4 separate regions of the Homo sapiens genome follow, and all the other regions are linked to region 1. Evidence: chromatin contacts called from ENCODE Hi-C or POLR2A ChIA-PET data. All regions are on one chromosome and are shown on one strand. The core of a region is the stretch at or near the end of the contact, and the rest is flanking DNA. Distances in the headings are between cores, read along the strand shown. Region 1 holds the start of NCAPD3 (non-SMC condensin II complex subunit D3). Region 2 holds the start of CHEK1 (checkpoint kinase 1). Region 3 overlaps LOC124902787 (a long non-coding RNA gene). Region 4 holds the start of HYLS1 (HYLS1 centriolar and ciliogenesis associated).

Region 1 (5,995 bases), core at 1,592-4,091:
GGCCTCCTTTTCCCAGGGTTTCTCCTACCTGTGTCTCCGTGTTTCCTGCCTCTGTGAAAAAAAGACGGCAAATTCTTTGCTAAACTCTCAGGATAAGAGAGTTTAACAAAGATTCCCCAAGGAAGTCTCTAAAAACAGAGTTATGTATGCAGTGTGTGGTATCGGTATGGATTCTCTACCAGAGGTGTGTAGCTCACAGGGTATTTACTGTGATTCTACTCCTAACCTAACGACAAAAACAACTTATTTTAAAAGTACCCAAGCATTTTAATAATACACAAGAGTCTAAATAAGGCTTAGAATTGGAGACGACCCAGTCTTGACTGGGAGCTCCCCAAATCACTTTACCATTACTGCCTTTTACTGTCTAGTTCTTATTTGTTTATTTGTTTATTTTTTTGAGACAGGGTCTTGCTGGTTGTCACCCAGGCTGGAGTGCTGTGGTGTTATCACAGCTCACTGCTGCCTGGAACTCCTGGGTTCAAACAATCCTCCCATCTTAGCCCCCCGAGGAGCTAGGACTACCGGCAAGCACCACCACGACCAGCTAATTACAAAAAAATTTTTGGGGGTAGAGGCAGGTCTTGCTATATTGCCCAGGCTGGTCTCCAACTCCTGGCCTCAAGCAATCCTCCCACTTCAGCCTCTCAAAGTGCTGGGATTGTAGGCATCAGCCACTGTGCCTGGCGCTGTCTAGTTCCAATGATTAATAATCATGTTTAAAGCATTGAGAAACTCTGATCACTTAATTGTGGTTTTTAGAAACACCATTTCTTTGTCTTTAAACAGAAAATGTGGTAACTGAAAACTTGCATTCTAATAAAGAAGTCTAAGAAACGCAGCCTAGGTAGTCAGATTTAGACTGAAGATTATGGGTCTTCTTTCTGGAAACATGTACAAGCATAGGTAGTTCAGGGCTGAGGTGAGGTAAGAGAGAACTGGTTAGCTCTCTCACACCACATCTAAAGAGAAAAACGGGTTGGTGCGGGCTCTGGGAAGTGGGGCTCGGTGGACGAGCCTCACTTTGCGTCTGGCAGTTGCAGATGGCCGGGCGATGGGAAAGCCAGTATTGGCAGAGCGGTCTCCCCCTAACAAACCCACCTGCAGGCTATGGCCAGAGCACCTCACCCAGAAATCCTGGGGACAAGAAGCAAAGCCGAGTGCATGCCGGAGACAATGGGGAGAACCCATAGGCAAGGTGCCCATCCCACGAGGCACAGCAGGGCGCTTCCTCCCGCCCTCGCCGTCCCCATCTCCCTGGCAGCGCGCTGTCACTTTTGGCAGGGAGGACAGTAACGCAGGGGGAGTCGCCCACGGGCGGGACTTGTAGCTGAACCCCAGGCCTCAGACTGCAGTTGACAAGCGACTGTGACAGGCCTCGCCGGAGGAGCTGGGCCCTGAATCACCCTGCTCCCCGGCCGGCTGTCGGCGCTGGGGGAGGGGGTCCCGGGGGTCGACTCACCGATCTGCCCGATGAACTCGATCTTGATGCCCTGGTGCTCCAGCCGCTTGTTGGGGTTCTTGAGGGCAAGGCTCACCTTCCCGGAGACCGTCTCCCCGTCGTAGAAGAGGAAATATTTCTCCTTCTTCCCGTCCTCCGTCTTGTGCTCGGCCCGCTTCCTACTCTCTGCATCGTTCAGAAGGATTTCCACCTCCACGCTCTGCCCGAAGCCGAAGAAGCTCATCGCACCGCCGGGCCGGGCGGGTCTCGGTAAGGACCGCTCCCTCGCACCGGGGCGCGGGCTGCCCTAGGTAAAGAAGGCCAGAGGGCCCGATGCGCGAGCGCGCTCGGCCGCCGCGGGGCTGCCTGGCTCCGCCGCTGCCGCCGGGCAGTGGGCGCCGACGGACAGCCGGCTCCACGGGGGAGGGGCACGGCCGGGGGAGGCTGGCGGCTGCGGGCTGCGGCGCCCGAGCAGCAATGCACCGAGGAGCAGTGCCCTCGGCCGAGCCAGTCCCAGCCAGTCCCGCGGCCGGTGGCAGTGGGCGGGCGAGGGTCGGCCGTGCAATGCTGCGGGGGGCAGCCGCACAGAGCCGGGTGTGGGTGGCCTGCGCCTGCCGGGTGGGGTCCAGCGCCGAGCAGCGCTGCGAGCTGCCCAGCCTCCGGCGGTGCAACGCACCGAGGCGCTTCGGCGGCTCCGGGCGGGGGAGGGGGCGGGCGAGCTCCAGCCCGGATGCGCTGGAGCAGCGGCGCGCAGGCGCACCCCCTAACGCTCCTGGGACTCCCGGCAGCCCGGAGGAGAGCTCGCTGCGCATGCGCAGGGAGAGCGCGGCCGGCGCTCCAGCGGTCGGCATGGCAGCTGCTACCTCGCTGGGACAGGCTCTGGGCCCACGCGTGCCGCGCAGTCCCTACAGAACTGCAGTTGTCTTGTCTTCTCGGAGTGCTTTCGGCTACTTTTCCCTTATTACTTTAGCTCGATACACGTTGGGCTGCCTTTCACATTCGGATATTACGCTGTTCGAGTGCTGACGGGAAAGGCAGCCCTTTGACACGCACGCGAAATGTCGCCTGACGAGGGCAAAGGTGACAGTTACTACCGGAAGTACCCTATCTCAGATACCCTTTAGATTTTCCCCCATTGAAGAAAAACGAGGCGGGAAAAACGCTGTTAGGGTTTAACTCAGGCCCTGGCTCCTTCTCGAACGAATTAGCGGAACACCCGCAGGAGCCTTGTTTGGCTTCCACTTTTCGGCCCGCCCAGTTCTCTGAGCGTGCGGCGGACGACGCCGGTGATTGGTTGAGCGAATGGAAACGGCTCGGCGCGGTGGTTGGCCAGTGGGAAATTCTGTACGTTGTGATTGGTCCACAGGAACGACTCGGCGCGCGCGCGGGAGCGAGCTTTGAAAGTTGAGCACGGCGGCGGCGAGCCGGTGCCCTGGGATCATGGTGGCGTTGCGGGGCCTTGGTAGCGGCCTGCAGCCCTGGTGTCCGCTGGATCTTAGACTCGGTGAGCAGATGCAGCCGGGAGGCCCGGGGGCCAGGGCGAGGGTCCTATGCGTCCCCGACGATGCCTAAGCCCGGGCCGGGGTGCCGGTGGGGGCGGGGTGGGGGCGCCCGGCTGTCGGCGGTGCCTGGGGTCCCCAGGGCCGTGCCACGCCAGGATTGCGGCTAGCCAGGTTTCCCGTGGGGGCTCAAGCCGGCCAGGCCACCCTTAGAATAAGCGAATGTTGGCCAGTCTCTTCTAGCGCCTGTGCATCTGTTTTCTCGGCCTTCCCCTTCTTCCTGTGCGTGTCTTCGTGCACCTATCTATTCTTACCTATTAAGATGGTTTTAAATTGCAAATCTCTTTCTTCCGCCAGACTTATTTCTTGAACTTCATGTTCATAGGTTCCACTGGATGTCTCACATGCAGACATCATCAAACGTCACATGAGTGAAAATGGGATTCCCAAAGCCTGCTAATGGCACCATCCAAGCCACCAACCCAGGAGTCATGGCATTTCTGCTTCCCCTTTCATGCCCACTACCACTGTCCTGCCTCTGAGGTGTCTCAGGGCAGCCCCGCTCCATTCCTGATGCTGCTGCCTTCATCATAGCCTCGAGCAATTGCAGGAGTATTTTAGCTGCTTTCTGATGTTAACTGTGCCAGCCCATCCCCCACACTTTTGCAGAACGACTTTTGAAAACACAGCTTTGAATGTGTCAAGCCTGTACACCTTTAATGTTTCCCCTTTGTTTCCTAAATAAATGACCACATCCTTGGCATGCTTTATAAGAGCTGCCATTCTCTCCAGTTTGATTTTCCAAGAGCATAACCTTTGGAGTCGGACACACTTGGATTGTTCCCTTGGCTCTACCCCATAGCATCCATGTATTACCGTGCAGGTTGTTTATCCTTGCTAAACCCCTGTTTTCTGATCTGTCAAATGGGGAGTACAATATCTACCTCACAGGGGTTTTTGTAAAGATAAATTTGTACTTGCCACATAATAACTGCTGAACAGATACTAATACCCACAAGCAAACACTGTAACAATTTTGTTCATTTAGAAACACTTTAATTTCTTTCCCTTTGTGTGCTTTGTTACACTGTGCTTGCTGGGAGGCACTTTTCTGCATTTATTTGCCTGGCAAAACTCTTACATTCAGGTCCAATTGAAGAATCATCTTATTCCTCTCCCTCCTCCCCCAGTACTATTCCCTATTAAGCTCTGTAGCATTTTACATTTTACATATCTATTATTTTAACACTCATCCATAGCAAAAATAATAAATACCATCTATTGACTGTTTTTTATGTGGCTAGCACATTGTTAGGGCCTTTATACACATTATGTTTCACAAAAATCCTGTATTTCCAATGATGAAGGAGAGACTAATTATGTGTAAGTGATCAAGTCAGGATATTTGCCTCGTTCTGACTCAAAATTCAGTGGCCTCTCTTCTATCATAGGCTGCTTTTTTTGGTATCCTAAGTGTGAAATGTTGAGATCTTTGTGGACAAGAACCCTCTAGTATTCATCTTTATATCCCTAGAAGTATAAGTGGCTTCCCTAGTATTTTCTCAAAGTGTTTGTTGAGTGAATAGGTGATGTATTTCTTCCTCTTCTTCCATCCTAAGTGAAGTAGCAGAGCAGAAGTTACCTGCATTCGACAGCTGAGAAAATAGGTAGTGAGAGATTTGAATAGTGTAAAGATACTGAGGGAAAAAGACTAACTCAGTGTCTCCTATACTCTCACTCAACAATCAACACTGAAGACTTCTGTGACCAAATGGTAGATAACAGGGCCAGTTACTGCCATCCAAATTAGATTTGATGGTATTTACAGTAGGGAACTGTCATAAGCAAAACCAAAAGAAGGAGTGAGATAACTTTTGCTGTGGTCTATAATGACCTTTAAAACATTACTGGAAATTTGGAAAGAAACAATTGTATTTTTCAGATCTTCTTTCAGGCAGCATATTCCATGTCTTTGGAAGGAATGCTGTGCATAGCCACTTAGGGTACAGAGACCCCCTCCTTCAGGGTCAAGTTCAAGTGACAAAAGATGATGACCAGATTGTATTCTAAGGATGGAACTAGTTGAGTGTAAGGCCTTTCATTTTCATTTGCCGAGTGCAGTGTAATGCTCCCATCTCTGTTTTTTCCTTATTTATACCTTGCCCAACTTCTCTAAATCAGTGGTGAACAAATACTTTTAATATTAATTTGAAGGAACACCTGATTAATAATTTGAGATGTCCACATTTCCATCTAGTCCTAATTTTAGTTTGGGAAAGTGACAATGACAACACTGAAGAAATATAGTGTATTAGAAAAGAATGGGAAGGGGGGATGGAGGGATAGGGGAGGGATACCATTAGGAGAAATACCTAATGTAGATGACGGGTTGATGGGTACAGCAAACCACCATGGTACGTGTATACCTATGTAACAAACCTGCATGTTGTGCACATGTACCCAAAAACTTTAAGTTAAAAAAAAAAGTTTATCCAAAAAAAAAAGAAAAAGAAAAGAATGGGAAGATTTAGAGTTAAGAGAGATTGGTGGAATCCAGCCAGCGTGCTGTCTTAATACCCCTCCTCTCAATGTACATTCTTTCAATCAGTGTGTTTTAAAGTCACCAAGTATTCCTGGGAGTCTGAATCTGGGTTGCCTCTTCTATTTTAAACTTCCTGGAGAAATTATATATGTTTTTTAAATGCTACATGATTGTCCAAGGGCCCAATAAAGTGCTCTATATTTTATTTCCACTTATTAACTTGGTTATGATATTTTCACAAAGGAACCTCGTGGGCAATCTGATTAACCTCTGTTTCTTCTCTAGATTGAACATGTGGGAAAGCCTGATCACTGAATGTTTTGAAGTGTCCTTTCCCAAAACTCTTGTATCTGAAAAGTATTTCCTCCTTTATATTTTTAGAAGATGATTAGCTTAATAGTCAGTGTCAGTTGTGATTTAAGATTCTCTTAACCTTTTCTGGTTTTCTTTTATTATGCTACACCTATGTTATTAAAACAAGTTAAATGTGAATCGTGACTAGTAAACTTTTCT
Region 2 (5,782 bases), core at 336-2,835, 8.6 Mb after region 1:
TGTAAAAGGCAGGAATCCAGAAAAGATGTAGAGTGTAAGATCACCAGTGAAGCCACTGAGCCCCGCCTCTCCCCAGGATTGCCCACGAAAATTAACAGCTCTTGCCTTCCCCTTCTATCTCATCCACATTTATCCAAGTCTTTCAACCACGAACAACTATTCTAAACCTGACCATTTTGTCGTGTAAATCACAATCGCCACTCCCAAGCACACCGAAGGTTGAAATTCTGCCCTCCTCAGGCCCCAGAGGAAATTAATTGTTGTTATGAAGAGGTGGGAGACAAATGCTTTCCGGCGAACGACTGGGGAAGGAGGAGGGAGAGGTGGGGGTCTGGGGAAGAGAGGAAGAGGATATAGGGAGCGGTATGGGGCAGAAAACGCCTGCGGCAGCGCCTCCTCCCAATTGCTCAATTCCAATTCCCATCCCCATCCACAGCCCCACCCGTCCCAAAGGCCGGGGCGGGGCCAAACTGCCCCCAGAGGCGAAAGGAAGGGCTGGGACTCTTCCTTGGGGTTCTTAGCTAGCAGCGGGTTAGTCCCTCCTGCCCCCGCCCCCACAACGGGAACCTCCTGGTACCATTCCTCCACCCTCCGAAACCGCCCCTCCGCAGGAGTCTCTCCAATCCCCTGCGCTAGTCAATGCTAACTTTCTCCCACCATGCCCTCCCTCACTAATCTAGACCCCGAACTCCTTCTTTAGAAACCTTCCCTACTCTACCGGCCGCCCTTCCTCACCGGACTGTCCTTTGCCCACCACTGCAGGAATCCAAATGCAGCGCTTTTCCCGCCAAAACTTGAGGGCGTCACGCTGCCGCAAACTCGCGCACCCGCGCCGTAAAGCAAGACAGCGCGCGTTCCCGTGTCCTGCCCCTCTGAATGTCGGCGGCTCCAAAAGGGTGACGTGGAGATGTTGCCGCTCCCGCCCAGGGCTGCTTTGCAGTCGGGGAGAGATCCTGGCTGAAGAGATTTAAGGACGGCGGACCGCATCGGCGCGAATTGAGCTCTGGGCCCAAATATGAAGTGGCATCCGGTGTGAGGCTCGACTGGGCGGTGCTCGAGCGCTGCTGGGGGAAGCCCAGGCCTCCAAGCCTCAGGGGCGCGCGACCGACCGCGCTGCGCTTCCAGGCGGGGCTGCGGGCTTCGCTCCTGGCCGCTCTGGGCCTGAAAGGCTGCACCGCCACCTGCGTGAGGCCACCGGACAGGACTGTGAGGATCACAGTCGGTGAAGCAGAGTGCTTTGTAAACCTCAGAGTGCGGTACTCGTGGTGCTGGAGCCGAGAAACCAGCAGCAGCTGCTGAGAGCCGACTGTGAAGAAATGGGAGGAACTCCGTGTTGGGAGCGAGAGGCTTCGAAAGAACTGGCCACGCAGTCAAGTGTGTGTGGCGGGGCAAGTTTCCCGGAGAAAGCGAGCAGTTTATGTTGGAGCTTGAAGTCAGGATAACCAGTTTTGCCTTTTTTCTGTGAACCAGCTCCAAAACAATGCTTTACTTCAGCCCGGTCTTTTTGCAGGAAGACCATCTGCTTAGCTTAGTTCTACAAACTTTTTCATTTTTAATGTGCAAAGAACAGGCGGGGAGAGCCAAAATAAATCTTACAACGCAAATTTAAAAGCTGCGTACGTCATTTAAGTGGAAAAGTAAATTCTGAGGAAAGAGACTCAAGAACAAAATAGGAAAAATGGAAATAAGTATTCTCTGACAGTAAACTAGACTGGAACTCAGGGATAGGCAGGATCATCTCCATTACATTCTCCAGCACTGGCCGGGCGCAGTGGCTCCTGCCTGTAATTCCAGCACTTTGGGAAGGCGAGGCAGGAGAATGGCTTGAGGCCAGGAGTTCAGGACCAGCCTGGGGAACATAGGGAGACCCCATCTCTACAAATAAAAAAATTTAGGAATTAGTCGGGCTTGGTGGTGTGTCCCTGTAGCCCTAGCTACTTGGGAGGCCTAAGCAGAACAATCGTTTGAGTCCAGGAGTTAGAGGTTAGTGAGCACTACTGCACTCCAGCCTGGGCAACAGCATGATTCCGTAGGAAAAAAACATATTTTTTTATATGTATATATTTTATATATATACATATATATTTTCTTAGTCCTTAAGACTGGGCCACATACAAACACTAAGCATAACTGGCTATTATGATAATAGTAAAGTGAAACAAGTATAAAATGTTACTCAAGGCCGGGGCCTGGTGGCTCACACGTGTAATCCCAACACTTTGGGAAGCTGAGGCGTATGGATCACCTGAGGTCAGCAGTTCAAGACCAGCCTGGCCAACATGGTGAAACCCCCGTCTCTACTAAAAATACAAAAATTAGCCGGGCACGATGGCGAGTGCCTGTAATCCCAGCTACCCAGGAGGCAGAGGCTGCAGTGAGCAGAGATTGTGCCACTGCACTCCAGCCTGGGCAACAGAGCAAGACTCCGTCTCAAAAACAAACAACCAACAACAAAAACACACATTTCTTTTAAAGAAGCAAAGTCAGGAACAAAAATCAAGGAAAAAACTCTTAAAATGCTTATGTGTATAGTTTTGAATCATGACATCACAGATTAGGCTTCATGTAATCTTTTTACAGTTTGTTGTTTTTGGAGACAGGGTGTGTTGCTCTGTCACCCAGGCTGGAGTGCAATTGGGCAGTCTTAGCTCACTGCAGCCTGGAACTCCTGAGCTCAAGTGATCCTCCTACCTCAGCATCCCAAGTCACTGGGATTACAGAAGCGAGCCACAGGGCCTGGTATAAAAATAAAAGCAAGTTTTTATATCATTTATCCCATTTTCTCTTGTTTCCTCACTGTGTGCTGAAAACAAAGAATACGAAGAGGAAGACCTGCAAATTTCCTGTGTGTCTGATGGAGTCTTTTTAGCCTGAAAAAAAAAAAAAAAAAGATATACAGACTCCAGCAGAATACCAGTTAAAGACAGAATACATAGAAATAGCCTCTATTCTCTTCTGAAAGCCCACTAAAATATTTTAATAGTAAAGGATACCAATATTTAAAAGAACCCATAAGAACAGAGTATGAGACACATTTTGGAAAGCAGAAAGCCTTTAGATGAAAGGTAATGAAGATGAATCCCAAAGCTAGCAATGGAAAGCAGAATTAACATCACAGAACTCTGAAAAAGCTCAAGTTGAACTGGTGACACCAGGTAACTGAAGGTGGAGGTAAAAATGGGGCTAAAAGGGGTAGGTTTAAAGGCTACATAAAAAACAAATAGATCCCCGTATCCCTTCCCTTTCTATGTAACCAAGGAACTGTCCCTCCCCAAAGCTGGTACGAGATTTAAGAGGGTAAATGCACAGTATGTGAACTGGAGACCATTAGGCACAGTTAAAAGCTTGGGCACCTTACTGAAAACGGAGGGATTAAGTTTAAGTTTTATCCACTGAAGGTTGAGCCTGTTACAACTTCTTTCCCTACTCTACTCCCAGAAAGCTGACTGCCTGGCTTACATCCTTGAGTAAGAGAATATGCAAGCCTTCTCAAGGGAATCTTACCTATGCAAAAGATAAAAATCTAAAAATCAGTATCATGGATTTCCCAATGTAACAGCCCAGCCAGATCACAGTAGATTGAAACCCACATTATTAATCCCCATCTACACCCCCTACAAACAGACCTTTCAATCAGCTTTTTTGGGTCCCACTCTTTTTTTTTTTTTTTTTTTTTTTTGAGACAGTCTTGCTCTGTCTCCCAGGTTGGAGTGCAGTGGCATGATGTCTGCTCACTGCAACCTCCACCTCCTGGGCAATTCTCATGCCTCAGCCTCCCCAGTAGCTGAGATTACAGGGTGTGTACCCCACACCCAGCTAATTTTTGTATTTTTAGTAGAGACAGAGTTTTCCCACGTTGCCAGGCCGGTCTCAAACTCCTGGCCTCAAGTGATCTGCCTGCCTCGGCCTCCCAAAGTGCTGGGATTACAGGCATGATCCACTGCGCCCTGCCTAGGGTCCCACTCTTAAAGAGGAGCAGACTAGCAAGAATTTGAGAAAGTCTTTAATATGAAAGACATCAAAACTATGCTTAGTGTTCATTAGCCATGTTGCCCAGGCTGGTCTTGAACTCCTGGGCTCAAGTGATCCGCATGCTTCAGCCTCCCAAAGTGCTGGGATTACAGGCATGAGCCACTGCACCTGGCCTAGATTTGAGTTTTTTATGCTAAGTACACAATAACAGTGAAAATGAAGAGTACACTTTTTAAAAAGATAGCTTCATGTAGCCTAGAAAGTAACAAAATTAAGATCCTCAGAGCAACAACTGTAGCGACAAGTTAAAAGTTATCCTATGTATAGTATAAAGGAAGATCATTAATAATTTCTAACTGGTATTAATCATATTGATAAATAATTCAGAATAACCTCTTCCACTAAAGATTCTTTATAGAAATCAAGTAATGTACTTACATATAGTAAATCAAATCTTGAGGCTAAATCTCACCCACAGTTGAAGAACATGGTATATAAATTGGTTTGGAAGGCTAAGTGCCCTGGCTATACAAATATACAACAGCATATCCCTTAGGAGCACCACTATGACTAATCTAAAAGTTATGCAATTCCTCCTGTTCCCTTAAATGGATAACACTAAACAGTTAGCTTTTATTAACGCCTTAGGGTTTATATACATCAGTGATATATTCATAGGCTCTTTGTCCTGATATTAAATGTCCTCAAGGACCACTGTGCTTCCCAGTTAAATTGTTTTTGTTTAGACAAGATTTCACTGTCGCCCAGACTGGAGTACAGTGGCACAATCACAGTTCACTGTAGCCTCAACCTCCCAGGCCCAAGTGATCCTCCAATCTCATCTTCCCGAGTAGCTGGGACTACAGGTGTACACCACCATACCTGGCTAATTTTTATTTTTCATAGAAACAATCTCCTTATGTTGCCCAGGCTTAAAACTTTTTAAGAAGTTTCTCCTCTTTTCTTGCAGGCAGGCTGGCACTGCTCTCTAGGGACCTGTTACTGGCAATGCTTCCCCTTTTAATTTGTATCTTATTTGGAAAGAGCTTCAAAATTAGGTAGTTGAACTTGGTAACAATATACAACAGCAACACATAGGCTAAGACTAAGGGAAAAAGAAGCTCACCTTTGAACAACCACAAGAGTTTTGAGTAAAGGGTCATTCCTGTGTCATGAATAAGTGAGAGTACTGAAAAGCTCCATTTCAAATTGATATGTATGATTATATTTAAGCTGATTCAAAAACACCTACTGACCATCAAGCTCTATATGTAATGCTGGAAGAGTTTCTTCCTCTCCATTGATAAACCAATAATTTCACTGTTTGTCTTGAGTCTTCAAAACTGCTGATTTATAAAGTCAAAGAGCGTCTAAGGATAAAAGACATTGAGAACAGAGACATAGTAGCCCAGAAAGGCACTCTTCTAGCACTCTTCTGGTCCCACATTTATTCATTCAATAAAAATTTATTGAGCCACGCTGTTTCCAAGGAATTGTACTAGGTGCTGCAATGCAAAGGGTTATGACAAAACTGTCTGTAAATGTAGGATCTGAATTGGTCTTTGATAGTTTTCCTGATTTGAGAAAGAAGTCTCTATTTGGCTAATTTAGGGAGCTAAGAGAATGGACAAGGTCTGCTTATGTCCTTCTGGCAGCCTAGCATAGCTTTTGCCTCCCTCAAATCAGTTATAAGTCAAAACAAATAAGGCACATTTTTTAAAAAAATTCCCCCCTTTAATTGACCAAAGTAAAGCCATGACATTTCATTTGGTAACCTGTTTAGAATTATAAAAATCATTTCATTTGGCCC
Region 3 (5,959 bases), core at 181-2,680, 5.9 Mb after region 1:
ACGTTAATTTCATACACAATTGTGGAACATTACTATTCACTTAATTTTCGCATACTATTCACTTACTATTTACAGACTTTATTCAGATTTCACCAATTTTTCCACTAAAATTTAATCTTAAAATAAGCACTCCAGGAGATTCTGGTTCACAGATCAATGTTTTATAAACATTATTTTTTAAATGACAGATTGTGTCCAGGAAGCAGTGCCATATGTTGGAAAGTTGACCTAGGACTGAGGTTCTGTACACTGAATCTGGAACAGGTTCGAAAGCAGCCAGTGGAGATTCACTGCCTTCCACTGGGCCTAGTTTTCTCCATCTTTCAAAGAGAATGGTTTGAGAATTATCTGGAGTCTTCTAGAGAAAAGAAGCTCTAGAATGTAAAGTTGTTCTCTAGGTAAAAGCTTTCCAGACAGCTGCTGACAAAAGAGAAACTGGCTAGCACTTCTGAACTCTCTTAATAATTATATTATTATTAATTTGCATAAAAGAAGCAAGATTTCAACTAAATGGCAATGGTTCTAGGATTCTTTCACAGTAGTGTTAATTCCTTATATAAGGAGCATGGGAGTATTTTTCTGTAAGAATCAGCCTGACAGAGCCCTATAGAACTGAGCCTCTGAAGACGTGCACTGACCAGCACAGGGAAGAAGAGTTAAAGATCTCTAAACATGTGAAACGGCATTATTAATACTGCTCCAGGCATATGGTATGTTTCAGGAACCCTTTTAAGTTAGTCTTCTCATGTGGAAGATTTGGGAGCAAATGCGAAATGAACCCATGGGAACATCTTTATGACGCTGCTTTGGATGCAGCACTGAAGTGTGCCTTTCATGGTAGAAGGATGTGAAACCATAAACGGGAGACTGAAGATACTCCAAGGAAGCATTAAAACAAGGAAGCAGGCAGGGCACGGTGGCTCACGTCTGTGATCCCAGCACTTTGGGAGGCCAAGGCAGGCGGATCACGAGGTCAGGAGTTCGAGACTAGCCTGACCAACATGGTGAAACCCCATCTCTACTAAAAATACAAAAATTAGCCAGGCATGGTGGCACACACCTGTAATCCCAGCTACTCAAGAGGCTGAGGCAGGAGAATTGCTTGAACCCGAGAGGTGGAGATTGCAGTGAGCCGAGATGACACCACTGCACTCTAGCCTGGGTGACAGAGCGAGACTCTGTCTCAATGAAAAAAAAAAAAAAAAGAAGAGAAAAAAATAAGGAAGCAACGGTAATTCAAAGAGAGGGGAGGGCCTGGGCTGAAATCTGGTTTGGATTCTATTAATCTCAGTGACTTGGGAAAAGCCCTAGAGGGCCCTTAACAAAGGGAGAGGCAGTCATGACCTCGGCACCAGCATCTTGGCATCTTTTCAGAGAGGTGTCAAATCCTGGGGACCCCCTTGTGGTAGCCCTGACTCAGAAGGAAACATACCAGCTACTATAGTACATCATCGCATACCACTTCCTGAAGGGCTTTGGGTTTTCCCTAGAAGGCTATATTGCTATGTGCAGGTCCTGCCAGGAACAAGCTTGAGCTCAATAGCTAAAGGGGGGAGCGGGGGAAGAAGCAGAGCAGAACGTACACCTTTTGTGGTGTGTTTACTACATATACATACAGACTTGCCCCCACTCACAGTTTATTATCTGTGCCTTATAATCCATATATGGAAGATAGGCATGGAAGTAGAGAAAAACAAAATGGACCTTTAGAAGGAAGAGGGAAATAAATCAGTCAACGGCCTAGGTCAGCCTTTCCCAACTTTGTGAGCTTTGAAATAGCAGATATTATGCAAAGGCAGAATTCTACAGTCGGATAAGTTTAGGAAAGATTGGATAAAACAAATTCGAACAGTATGAAGATTTCTTAAAGAACTAAAGGAAGAATTACCATTTGATCCAGCAATCCCACTGCTGGGTATCTACCCAGAAGAAAAGAAGTCATTATGTGAAAAAGACACTTGCACATTTGTGTTTATAGCAGCACAATTTGCAATTGCAAAAATATGGAACCAGCCCACCAACAAATGAGTGGATACAGAAAATGTAATACATATGTGTGTGTGTGTGTGTGTGTATACCATGGAATACTACTCAGCCATAAAAAGGAACAACATAATGGCATCCACAGCAATCTAGATGGAGTTGGAGATCATTATTCTAAGTGAAGTAATACAAGAATGAAAAAACAAACATTGTATACTCTTACTTATAAGTGGGAGCTAAGTTATGAGGACACAAAGGCATAAGAATAATATAATGGACTTTGGGGACTCAGGGAGAAGGGTGGGAAGGGGGTGAGGAATAAAAGTCTAACATTGGGTACAGTGTACACTGCTCAGGTGACAGGGGCGCCAAAATCTCAGAAATCAACAATAAAGAATCTATCCATGTAAAAACCATCTGTTCCCCAAAAGCTATTGAAATAAAAATAAACAAATACATAAATATAAACATTTATTATTAGATCTCTTAGAATTGTTAATATACTGATGGAATTGTACATTTATTTTCTCACATTTATGTCATTAAACAAATGTTTTTAAAATCATCGTGCAGTAGAACTCTGTGGAGCACCCTTTGGGAAACACTGAGCTACTTGCTTGAGCAGTACCACTTCCTGAGCTTCTTGGCAGGCAAGAAAATTAGAGAAACATGATGGGCTATTGTTTTTTAACCAGATATAAGCCTATCATTTTTTTTTAGATTCTAAGTTGTAAATAAATTTTTGGATTAGTTATGTACTGCAAAGAGTCATTGAACCACATAATGACACACAATAAACTATCTCTTTAAAAATGGTTTAATTATACATGTAGAATAATTTTGTATGTTTTTATTTTTACTGTATCAAATATTGGGTATGAGACATTTTGCATCGGGAGAAGGGGAGTAGGCCTGTTGCTTTCTGATAGTCTAGTTAGATAGAAATCACTAAATTTAGAATACCTTGAACTTCTTTTCCTTGAACGCAAATTCATTTATCTATGAATAAGCATTATGATTATGACTGCAGTTGAAATACCCTAATTTGACTTTCGAGTCTCCAGCAGGATCCATAAACTGCTTCTCAATTGAAGGAATTTCCATAAGCTTTTGATACCAGACCTGCATATTAGCCACTTTGGATATTTTGACATTTGAGAAGGCTGGTCTCTTCTTTCACCTAAACATAAGCTCTTCCATCTCTTCCAAAGACAAGTCCCAGGGCAATCCTACAGGCAGGATTGAGACTTTCTCAGGAAGCTTCCTTGGGTTTGATGGAATGCTCAGGAAGGGGCTTGAGCAAGATCGTACAGACCTGGCCAGGATAACTGAGTAGAAACGTGCCATTAGTAGCAAGGAAGAAGTTGTCTTTCCTTCTCTGATGGCAGAGCATTTCTTAGAAAGTAAAGAAATGCAGAAAATGTCATCACAGCTGTCTTATCTACTTGATCTCATTACTCCTTATTAACACAAGAAGACTCTGGACAGTTATAGTGAAAGTCCCGATAAGAAGGAAGTGGTCACTTTCAAACTAATGTAGCATATCAAGATGATGATAAACAAGAAAAGTCTAACTATTCAATAATCAATAATATTGATTCTTAATTGGAGATATAACATTTGTTCCTCCCTATCTCTTCCATCACCTCACTACATGATGCATCTGCAAACACACACACACACTAACCAGTTGGGCCTCGTTCCTTTTTTTGTTCACCTATTGCACCCAGTTTTGCTGTTTATCAGAAAATTACCACATGATGTTGAAATAAACTGCTTATGTGTCATCTTCCTCATAAAACTACAGACTCTTTGAAGATAGGTTCAACATATTATCATCTTAATATTCCACTGACCAATGTAGAAAATATTTATCAAATGTGTTGAGTATATCACCATTCACTAGTTACATGGACACTCATTTATGCTATGCTTACTGGTGAATTTGACCAGCTGTTTCCTTTTATGATTTAACACACTCATTTTAGATGAGTGGCCCATCAGAAAATAAGCTTTTTAGTACAGACTATAAAATGCAGATACCATCTCTAAAGAACCTATATTCATTTGTTTCAAGAGAAATATAACTTTGAGACATGAAAAGAATATAAACTTTAAGATAAATCTGTCAGTATCATTTGAGAATTCAGTTAAACTTGAGAAAATCAGAATAATGATTTGATACTGTTTGGATTCGTGTCCTCACCCAAATCTCATGTTGAATTGGAAGAAGTCTAGTGGAAAGCAATTGGATCATGGGGGCGAATTTCCCCCTTGTTATTTTCATAATAGTGAGTGAGTTCTCATGAGACATAATGGTTTAAAAGTGTGTGGCACTTCCCCATTTGCTCTCTCTCTTCTGACATCATGTGAAGAAGGTGCTTGATTCCCTTCAGCCTTCCACCATGATTGTAAGTTTCCTGAGGCCTCCCAGGAACTTCCTGCTTCCTGTACAGCTTGCAGAACTGTGAGTCAACTAAACCTCTTTTCTTCATAAATTACCCAGTCTCAGCTAGTTATTTATAGCAGTGTGAGAACGTACTAATACAGAAAATTGGTACTGGGAGTGGGGCACTGCTATAAAGATACCCAATAATGTGGAAGCAATTTTGGAACTGGGTAATGGGCAGAGGTTGGAACAGTTTGGAGGGCTCAGAAGAAGACAGAAAGATGTGGGAAAGTTTGGAACATCCTAGAGACTTGTTGAATGGTTTTGACCAAAATGTTGATAGTGATATGGACAATGAAGTTCAGCCTGAGGTGGTCTCAGATGGAGATGAGGAACGTATTGGGAACTGGAGTAAAGGTCACTCTTGCTATGCTTTAGCGAAGAGACTGGGGCATTTTGCCTCTGCCCTAGAGATCTGTGGAATTTTGAACTTGAGAGAGAATACTTAGGGTATCTGGTGGAAGAAATTTCTAAGCAGTAAAGCATTCAAGATGCAATCTGGCTGTTTTTAAAAGTGTATACTCATATACATGAACAAAGAGATGATCTGAAACTGGAACTTATATTAAAAAGGGAAGCAGAGCATAAAAGTTTGGAAAATTTGCAGCCTGACCATGCAGTAGAAAAGAAAAACCCATTTGCTGGGGAGAAATTCAAGCCAGCTGCAGAAATTTGTTAATAGCCAAGACAATGGGGGAAAATGTCTCCAGGACATTTCAGAGACTTTCATGGCAGCTCCTCCCATTACAGGCCTGGAGGCCTAGGAGGGAAATATGGTTTCACCTTGGGACATGGCACCTTGCATCCCAGCCACCCAAGATACAGCTCAGGCTGTGACTTCCTAGGGTGTAAGTCCCAAGCCTGGTGGCTTCCACTTGATGTTGGGCCTGCAGCTATGCAGAAGGCAAGAGTTGAGGTTTGGGAACCTCTCCCTAGATTTCAGAGGATGTATGGAAATGCCTGGATGTCCAGGCAGAAGTCTGCTGCAGGAACGGAGTCCTCATGGAGAACTTCTACTAGGGCAGTGTAGAAGGAAAAGGTGGGGTTGGAGCTCCCACACAGAGTCCTCACTGGGGCACTTCCTAGTAGAACTGTGAAAAGACAGCCACCATCTTTCAGACCTCAGAATGGTAGATCCATTGGCAGCTTGCTCCATGCACCTTGAAAAGCCACAAACACTTAATGCCAGCCAATGAAAGAAGCCACTGGGGCTGTAACCTGAAAAGTCACAGGGGTGGAGCTGCCCAAGGCCTTGGGAGTCCACCTCTTGCATCAGCATACCCTGGATATGAGACATGGGATAAAAGGAGACTATTTTGGAGCTTTAAGATTTAATGACTGCCCTACTGGGTTTTGGACTTGCATGGTGCCTGTAGCCCCTTTGTTTTGGCCAATTTCTCCTAAATGGGAGCATTTACCCAATGCCTGTACCCGCATTGTATCTTGGAAGCAATGAACTTGCTTTTTATTTTGCAGGCTCATAGGCAGAAGGGACTTAATTTGTCTCAGATGAGACTTTGGACTGTG
Region 4 (6,427 bases), core at 974-3,473, 8.3 Mb after region 1:
GACATCATTTCAGATTGATAAGATTTTTTCAGTACCCGGTGCTGGCAAGTGTGTGAAGAAATAAAAACAAGCATCCTTATTATGCCCTGTGTGTTGGGGATAATCCGTTTTTCCAGAGGGCAGTTTGGCATTATTATTATTGTTGTTGTTTTTTGAGACGAGTCTCTCTCTGTCGCCCAGGCTGGAGTTGCGGTGGCCTGATCTCGGCTCACCGCAACCTCTGCCTCTCAGGTTCAAGCGATTCTCCTGCCTCAGCCTCCCGAGTAGCTGGGATCACAGGCACCTGCCACCACGCCCGGCTAATTTTTCTTCTATTTTTAGTAGAGACTTGGTTTCACCATGTTGGCCAGGCTGGTTTCAAACTCCCAATCTCAAGTGATCCGCCCGCCTCCGCCTCCCAAAGTGCTTGGGATTACAGGTGTGAGCCACCGCGCCCGGCCCAGTTTGGCATTTTGAATCAGAATTTAAACTGTACCACAACTTCTAAGTCATAATCCACTTCCAGGAATTTATTCCAAGGACATAAATTGGACAAGAATGCAAACATGTATACATACAAGTGACCACTACCATACCATTTTATGATTATGAAGAGACTGGAAACAAATGTACATTAGTAGGGGACTGGTTAAATAATATATGATACAATACAGCCATAGCAACAAACGCCACGCATCCATTAAAAATGGTAATGCGTATCGACACTGACAGAGAAATGTGTTCCCAATTTATTACTGACTCAATAATGTATAATCTGCTTAACTGACGTTCTTTTAAATTAACATACTTTATTATATTTGTAACATGCAATTATTTAAAACACATTTTATAAGGAAATCACATAAATATAAGGTATATATTATGAATATATCTGAAGTAAACCTAAATGTGAACAGTGTTTGATGGTTATCTGTGACTGATGAAATTTCGAGTATTTTCTTTCTTCTTTACACGTACTAAATGTTGCTCGGATTGCTAAAAACATGTACATACTATGTTTGCATTCTTGTCCGATTTATGTCCTTGGAATAAACTCCTGGAATTGGATTATGACTTAGAAGTTATGGTACTACTTGAATTCTGATTTATGTTTTTCTTTTCTCTTTTTTTTTTTTTTTTTTGAGACAAGAGTCTTGCTCGGTCGCCCAGGCTGGAGTGCAGTGGCGCGATCTCGGCTCACTGCAACCTCTCCCTCCCGGGTTCAAGAGATTCTCCTGTCTCGGCCTCCCGAGGAGCTGGGACTACAGGCGCCCGCCACCAAGCCCGGCCAATTTTTGTATTTTTAGTAGAGACGGGGTTTCACCGTATTGGTCGGGCTGGTCTCGAACTCCTGACCTCACGTGATCCGCCCACCTCGGCCTCCCAAAGTGCTGGGGTAACAGGCGTGAGCCACCGCGCCCGGCCTGAATTCTGATTTATAATGCCAAACTGCCCTCTAGAAAAACAGATTATCCCCAGCACACAGGCCATAAAGGTGCTTGCTTTCATTTCTTCACTCTCTCAGCAGCATGGGGTACTGAAAAATCTTACCAATCTAAAAAGATATCTTAATGTTTTTCTTTGCCTGCTTAGTGAGATTGTATACTGTTTAGAATAAAAAAGATTTATTTCCATTTCGGGGTGGACAAACACCTTGGACGGTTCCATGCTGCAGTCCACAAAAGGTGCAGCTAGAAGGCGACAAGACACGCTCCGCCTTTCAACGGCAAAGCTCGCAGTCGCCCCGCCTGGCCGTGGGCGTGGCTTGGACCCAGGTCGCTAGCGGCCTTCGGGACTCCCCTCCAGCCCTGGGGCCGTCCCCGGCCTCCGCCTGGTCCCAGGGGCGCGGCCCAGGAGCTCAGAAAGGCCACCGGGGCAAAGACCGCGGCGGCGGCCAGCGCACACCGTGACCTCCAGGGGCTGCGGCCCGCCGCGCACATCGCCTGTAGCTCACGCTGCCCCGGCCGCCTCCCTCAGGAACGCAGACGTTGGGGACGGCTCGCCAGGCAGGACCTGGAATCCACGGAGGGAAGCTGCCACTCTGCACCGTCCCGACGGTGGGAAAAGGAGCGAGGGCTCCCGCCGCAGTGGGCCGGCAGCCACCAGGTCCCCGCGTCCCTCCGCTTCCGGCCTTCGCCCGGCTTACCCGCGTCGCGGAAGTCCGCTCTCTGCACCGCGTCCTGCCAGTCGCCAGCAGAGCACCGCAGATTCTGTTAGCTTTCGCGTAACTTGCGCAGGCGCACTGCCGGCCCACGCGCCGAGCCTGCGGTTAACCGCCGACCGCTGAGGTTTAAATCCGGAGAGCGAACCGGCACCCTTGGCCCGGTCCGCCCTCCCTCTTATTGGTCCTGAGGGTAAACGTCCTCCAAGTCTGTATCCTGATTGGCGCACATTTTGTCTGGGCCTTCTCCGCCGGCGGGAGCATGCCCGGGATTTCCAATGTGGCCTTAAAAATATCCGAGCCCGCCTAGCTGAGGCGCGCAGGCAGCAGCCGTTGCTGCGACGCCTCTGGTGTACTAAATCTGGAGGGGAGGTTGGGCCCTCGAAGAGAAGGAGAAGACCCTCAAACCTTGGCTAACGGCGACATAGCTGGCTTTTTGGAGAGGCCGCCTAACGGTCTGCCACTTCATTGGAATCAGCCTCCGCCCTTCTCAACTGGCTGCTGCGGGGCCAGTGGTGCCGGGAGACGAGGGCGGGCGCTCAGGGACGGTTCGAACAGTCTGGGGTGAGTCCGCCTGTGCGCTCTAGACGTTTCCTTGGGGCCTGAGAGAGCGGCTGTATGAAACCCTGGCGCACTGAGCTCTTCCTTTCCTCTGCATGGTGTGCAGGGCCCTGGCGTGACCCGTGGCTGCGTCTCCACAGCTCCTCCCACGTTACTCTAACTGTGCTCCAGCCACCGACTGCCTTGCTCCGACATGCACTTGTTTTCTTTTGGAATGTGCCTGTCTCCTTCACATGGTGTTACTCTCAACTTTTTTTTTTTTTTTTTTTTGAGACGGAGTTTCCCTCTTGTTGCCCAGTTGCCCAGGCTGGAGAGTAGTGGCGCGATCTCAGCTCTCTGTAACCTCTGCCTCCCAGGTTCAAGCGATTCTCCTGCCTCAGCCTCCCGAGCAGCTGGGATTACGGGCGAGCACCACCATGCCCGGCTAATTTTGTATTTTTAGTAGAGATGGGGTTTCACCATGTTAGTCAGGTGATTCTACCCCCTCGGCCTCCCAAAGCTCTGGGATTACAGTTGTGAGCCTCTGTGCCCAGCCACTAATTTTTTTTTTAAACCCGATGTTTTAACTCTTTTTGCATCTGTACCTGTAAAAAAAAAAAAAAAAAAAAAAAAAAAAATCTAGTGCTTGGGGATTGCTGAGGATGAGATCTGTAAAAGCAAGAGGAGAGGCCCTCAGGGTTCAATATCCTAGTCAATACCAAGCAAACCTATCTCAACTGGTCTTGAGTCCTGAGCATTGCATTTTCCACCTTAAACAAATAGGTGCTAGTTGTCAAGTTCATCTTACACCATTTCTTAAATCCAGGATTCAGTGGGAGGGGAGAAATGTTTAATCCTTTTCCTCCAAACACTTCGTATTATCTCTTACTCTCCCTCTTTGCCTCAGGGCCTTTGTGCTACCTCTAAGGCACTTTGAATTTGTGGGAGGAAGAAAATGGAAAGAACAAAGGAGGGAAGATGACAGAAGTAGGTTGTGGAGATTTGAGTGACTGCCCCTACATCTGCAATATCATAACACTCCTTTAGTGCAGCGGTCCCAACCTTTTTGGCACTAGAGACAGGTTTCATGGAAGACAATTTTTCCATGGCTCAGAGAGGGGGTATGGTTTTGGGATGATTCAAGCGCATTACATTTATTGTGCACTTTATTTCTATTATTATATTGTAACATATAATGAAATAATTATGCAACTCACTGTAATGTAGAATCAGTGGGAGCCCTGAGCTTGTTTTTCTGCAACTAGATGGTCCCATCTGGGGGTGATGGGAGACAGTGACAGATCATCAGGCATTAGATTCTCATAAGGAGCATGCAACCTAGATCCCTGGCTTGCGCAGTTCACAATAGGGTTCACGCTCTTGTGAGACTCTAACACCCCTGTTCATGCGACGGAAGGCAGAGCTCAGGCAGTAATGCCAGATGGGGAGTGGCTGTAGAAACAGATGAAGCTCCTACGGCTTACCCCCTGCCTTGCGGCCTGGTTCCTAGGTGCCTGTCCGTGGCCTGGGGGTTGGGGACCTTTGTTTTAGTGCATATATTCTTTTCTTTCCATAGGAGCAAATTTAATATGCTCAGGTTTTATCTTATGCCAGCATGACTTTTTCTTTGGCTTTGAATCTCCAATCTGTCTTAGAAACCAAAGAGTAGATGGAATCATTTTTCTTCCAGCTTTGAACATCAGCATTCTCCTTATGGATCCCCCAGTTCGTTTCTTTTTCTTTTTTTTTTAATTTTTTTTGAGACAGAGTCTCTCTCTGTAGCCCAGGCTGGGGTGCAGTGGCACGATCTTGGCTCACTGCAACCTCCACCTCCCAGGTTCAAATGATTTTCATGCCTCAGTCTCCTGAGTAGCTGGGACTACAGGCGTGTGCCACCACACCCAGCTAATTTTTGTATTTTTAGTAGAGACAGGGTTTCATCATATTGGCCAGGCTAGTCTTGAACTCTGACCTCAAGCGATCCGCCAGCCTCCACCTCCCAAAGTGCTGGGATTTCCAGCGTGAGCCACTGTGTGCAGCCCCAATTAGTTTCTGTTATCCTTTTTATTAAATTTTGATCTTTGAAAACGTTTAATACATAGCAGCTTGAAGGATCTACTCCTGAATATTTCATATTGCAAGTGGTATCTTGTGTTCTACCCAACCCTGGTTTTTTTGTGGATTGCTTAGTCCTCCAATTTTTCTTAGATCTGATTTAATAATGCTTGTGGTTCCCAGAAATCTACTGAACCCCGGTCAAACCTTAAACAAGAAACTTTAACCATGACCACTTAAAATACAGTATATAGAGAAAAATCCTACTCTGCAAACCAAATCTCATCTTAAAAATTTGTTATGGAAAATTTCAAACAAATGTTAAAAAACCATACATAATGAAGCCCAGTGAACTCAATACCAGATTCAGCAATGATTAACTTATGACCAGTCTTGTTGCTTCTATATCACCACATACCTTGTCTTGTATTATTTTGAAGCAAATACTGAGTATCTGAAATCTAAATATTTCAGTATGATCTCTGAAAAATTAAAGGACCTTTTAAAAGCATAACATAATACTATTTTTGTTTGTTTGTTTGTTTTTGAGACGGAGTCTCACTCTTTCACCCAGGCCGGACTGCAGTGGCGCTATCTCAGCTCACTGCAAGCTCCACCTCCCGGGTTCATGCTATTCTCCTGCCTCAGCCTCCGGAGTAGCTGGGACTACAGGCACCCGCCACCGCACCCGGCTAATTTTTTGTATTTTTAGTAGAGACAGGGTTTCACCATGTTAGCCAGGATGGTCTCGATCTCCTGACCTTGTGACCCGCCCACCTCGGCCTCCCAAAGTGCTGGGACTACAGGCACCCGCCACCGCGCCCGGCCAACATAATACTATTATCACACCTAAAGTAGTTAATATATTTTCTTACTATCATCAGATATCCAGAGTTCAATTTTCTACTTGTCTTTCTTTTTTTAAAGTTTGCTTAACTGGGTCAGGATCCAGTCAAATCCACATGATATGTCAAATCCATATGTTCTTTAAGTTTCTTTTATTCTTTAAATTTCTCCCTCATTTTTTTCCTTGCAATTTATTTGTTGAAGGAACCAGGTTATTGGCCCTGTACAATCTCCCACAATCTGGATTTTGCTGATTACATCTAAGCAGTGTAGTTGAATATGGCTTCCTTACCTTTTGATTGCAACACAGCTCTCTTCCTTATGCTTTCCCCAATTAGGTGTTGTTGGTTTATCAACTCATCAACTTCTTTATGAACTCAAATATTGCTTTCAACTGGTTGTATCATCATGCTTGTTAACCACTCTTTTTTTTTTGAGACAGAGTCTCGCTCTTGTCGCCCAGGCTGGAGTGCAGTGGCACGATCTCGACTCACTGCAGCCTCCGCCTCCCGGGTTCAAGTGACTCTCCTGCCTCAGCCTCCTGAGTAGCTGGTATTACAGGCGCGTGCCACCATGCCCAGCTAATTTTGGTATTTTTAATAGAGACAGGGTTTCGCCATGTTGGCCAGGCTGATCTTGAACTCCTAACCTCAGGTGATCTGCCCGCCTTGGCCTCCCTCCCAAAATGTGAGGATTACAGGCGTGAGCCACCACGCCCGGCCAAGTTAACCACTCCTTTATGATATCTTTGCTTACCTCACCTCTTTGTTGACATTTTCAGACAAACTTTTCAACTATAGTCCTCCCTTGTCTGACTAATTACATCCTGTCGCTAATATTTTCAAT

The links. Hi-C counts contacts between places; a loop is a spot of excess contacts on that map. ChIA-PET counts read pairs that join two places held with the same protein, here RNA polymerase II (POLR2A). Pooled maps may share reads with other maps.
Region 2: a pooled map shows a loop between it and region 1 (4-fold over the local background). The contact joins the promoter of CHEK1 here to the promoter of NCAPD3 in region 1. A Hi-C loop is called at or near these places in 3 of 50 pooled maps.
Region 3: a pooled map shows a loop between it and region 1 (2.7-fold over the local background). The contact joins the enhancer-like site here to the promoter of NCAPD3 in region 1. A Hi-C loop is called at or near these places in 1 of 37 single-sample maps with no recorded cell type and 1 of 50 pooled maps. POLR2A ChIA-PET finds 5 or more read pairs at or near these places in 2 of 52 experiments (activated CD4-positive, alpha-beta T cell and activated naive CD4-positive, alpha-beta T cell).
Region 4: a loop to region 1 is called in a pooled map, with 7 times the contacts of the local background. The contact joins the promoter of HYLS1 here to the promoter of NCAPD3 in region 1. A Hi-C loop is called at or near these places in 3 of 50 pooled maps.

Annotation. Positions count from the first base shown.
Region 1 is chr11:134,220,813-134,226,807 of GRCh38, reverse strand. NCAPD3 (non-SMC condensin II complex subunit D3) reads left to right here and starts at 2,841. Exons shown (of 35, transcript NM_015261.3): 1 at 2,841-2,945. The coding sequence starts at 2,882. VPS26B (VPS26 retromer complex component B) reads right to left here and starts at 2,137. Exons shown (of 6, transcript NM_052875.5): 1 at 1,463-2,137. The coding sequence starts at 1,685. RefSeq lists enhancers at 1,251-1,400, 1,501-1,560, 2,351-2,400 and a silencer at 1,761-2,230.
Region 2 is chr11:125,620,966-125,626,747 of GRCh38, reverse strand. It overlaps CHEK1 (checkpoint kinase 1), which reads right to left and starts at 1,585. Exons shown (of 13, transcript NM_001114122.3): 1 at 736-1,585. It overlaps LOC118567325 (a long non-coding RNA gene), which reads left to right and starts at 854. Exons shown (of 1, transcript NR_170378.1): 1 at 854-1,611. STT3A (STT3 oligosaccharyltransferase complex catalytic subunit A) reads right to left here. Exons shown (of 18, transcript NM_152713.5): 18 at 3,657-5,782. RefSeq lists enhancers at 1-93, 910-1,419.
Region 3 is chr11:128,314,527-128,320,485 of GRCh38, reverse strand. All of the region lies in intron 1 of LOC124902787 (a long non-coding RNA gene), which reads left to right. Among named protein-coding and RNA genes, the nearest start is that of LINC02098, 110 kb to the right of the region's middle. Within about 2 kb of position 1,430, at least 4 of the 41 ENCODE cell types and tissues checked have a DNase peak (open chromatin) inside an H3K27ac peak, as active enhancers do.
Region 4 is chr11:125,883,464-125,889,890 of GRCh38, reverse strand. HYLS1 (HYLS1 centriolar and ciliogenesis associated) reads right to left here and starts at 2,223. Exons shown (of 3, transcript NM_001134793.2): 1 at 2,126-2,223. RefSeq lists silencers at 1,646-2,035, 2,136-2,185, 2,276-2,325 and an enhancer at 2,466-2,515.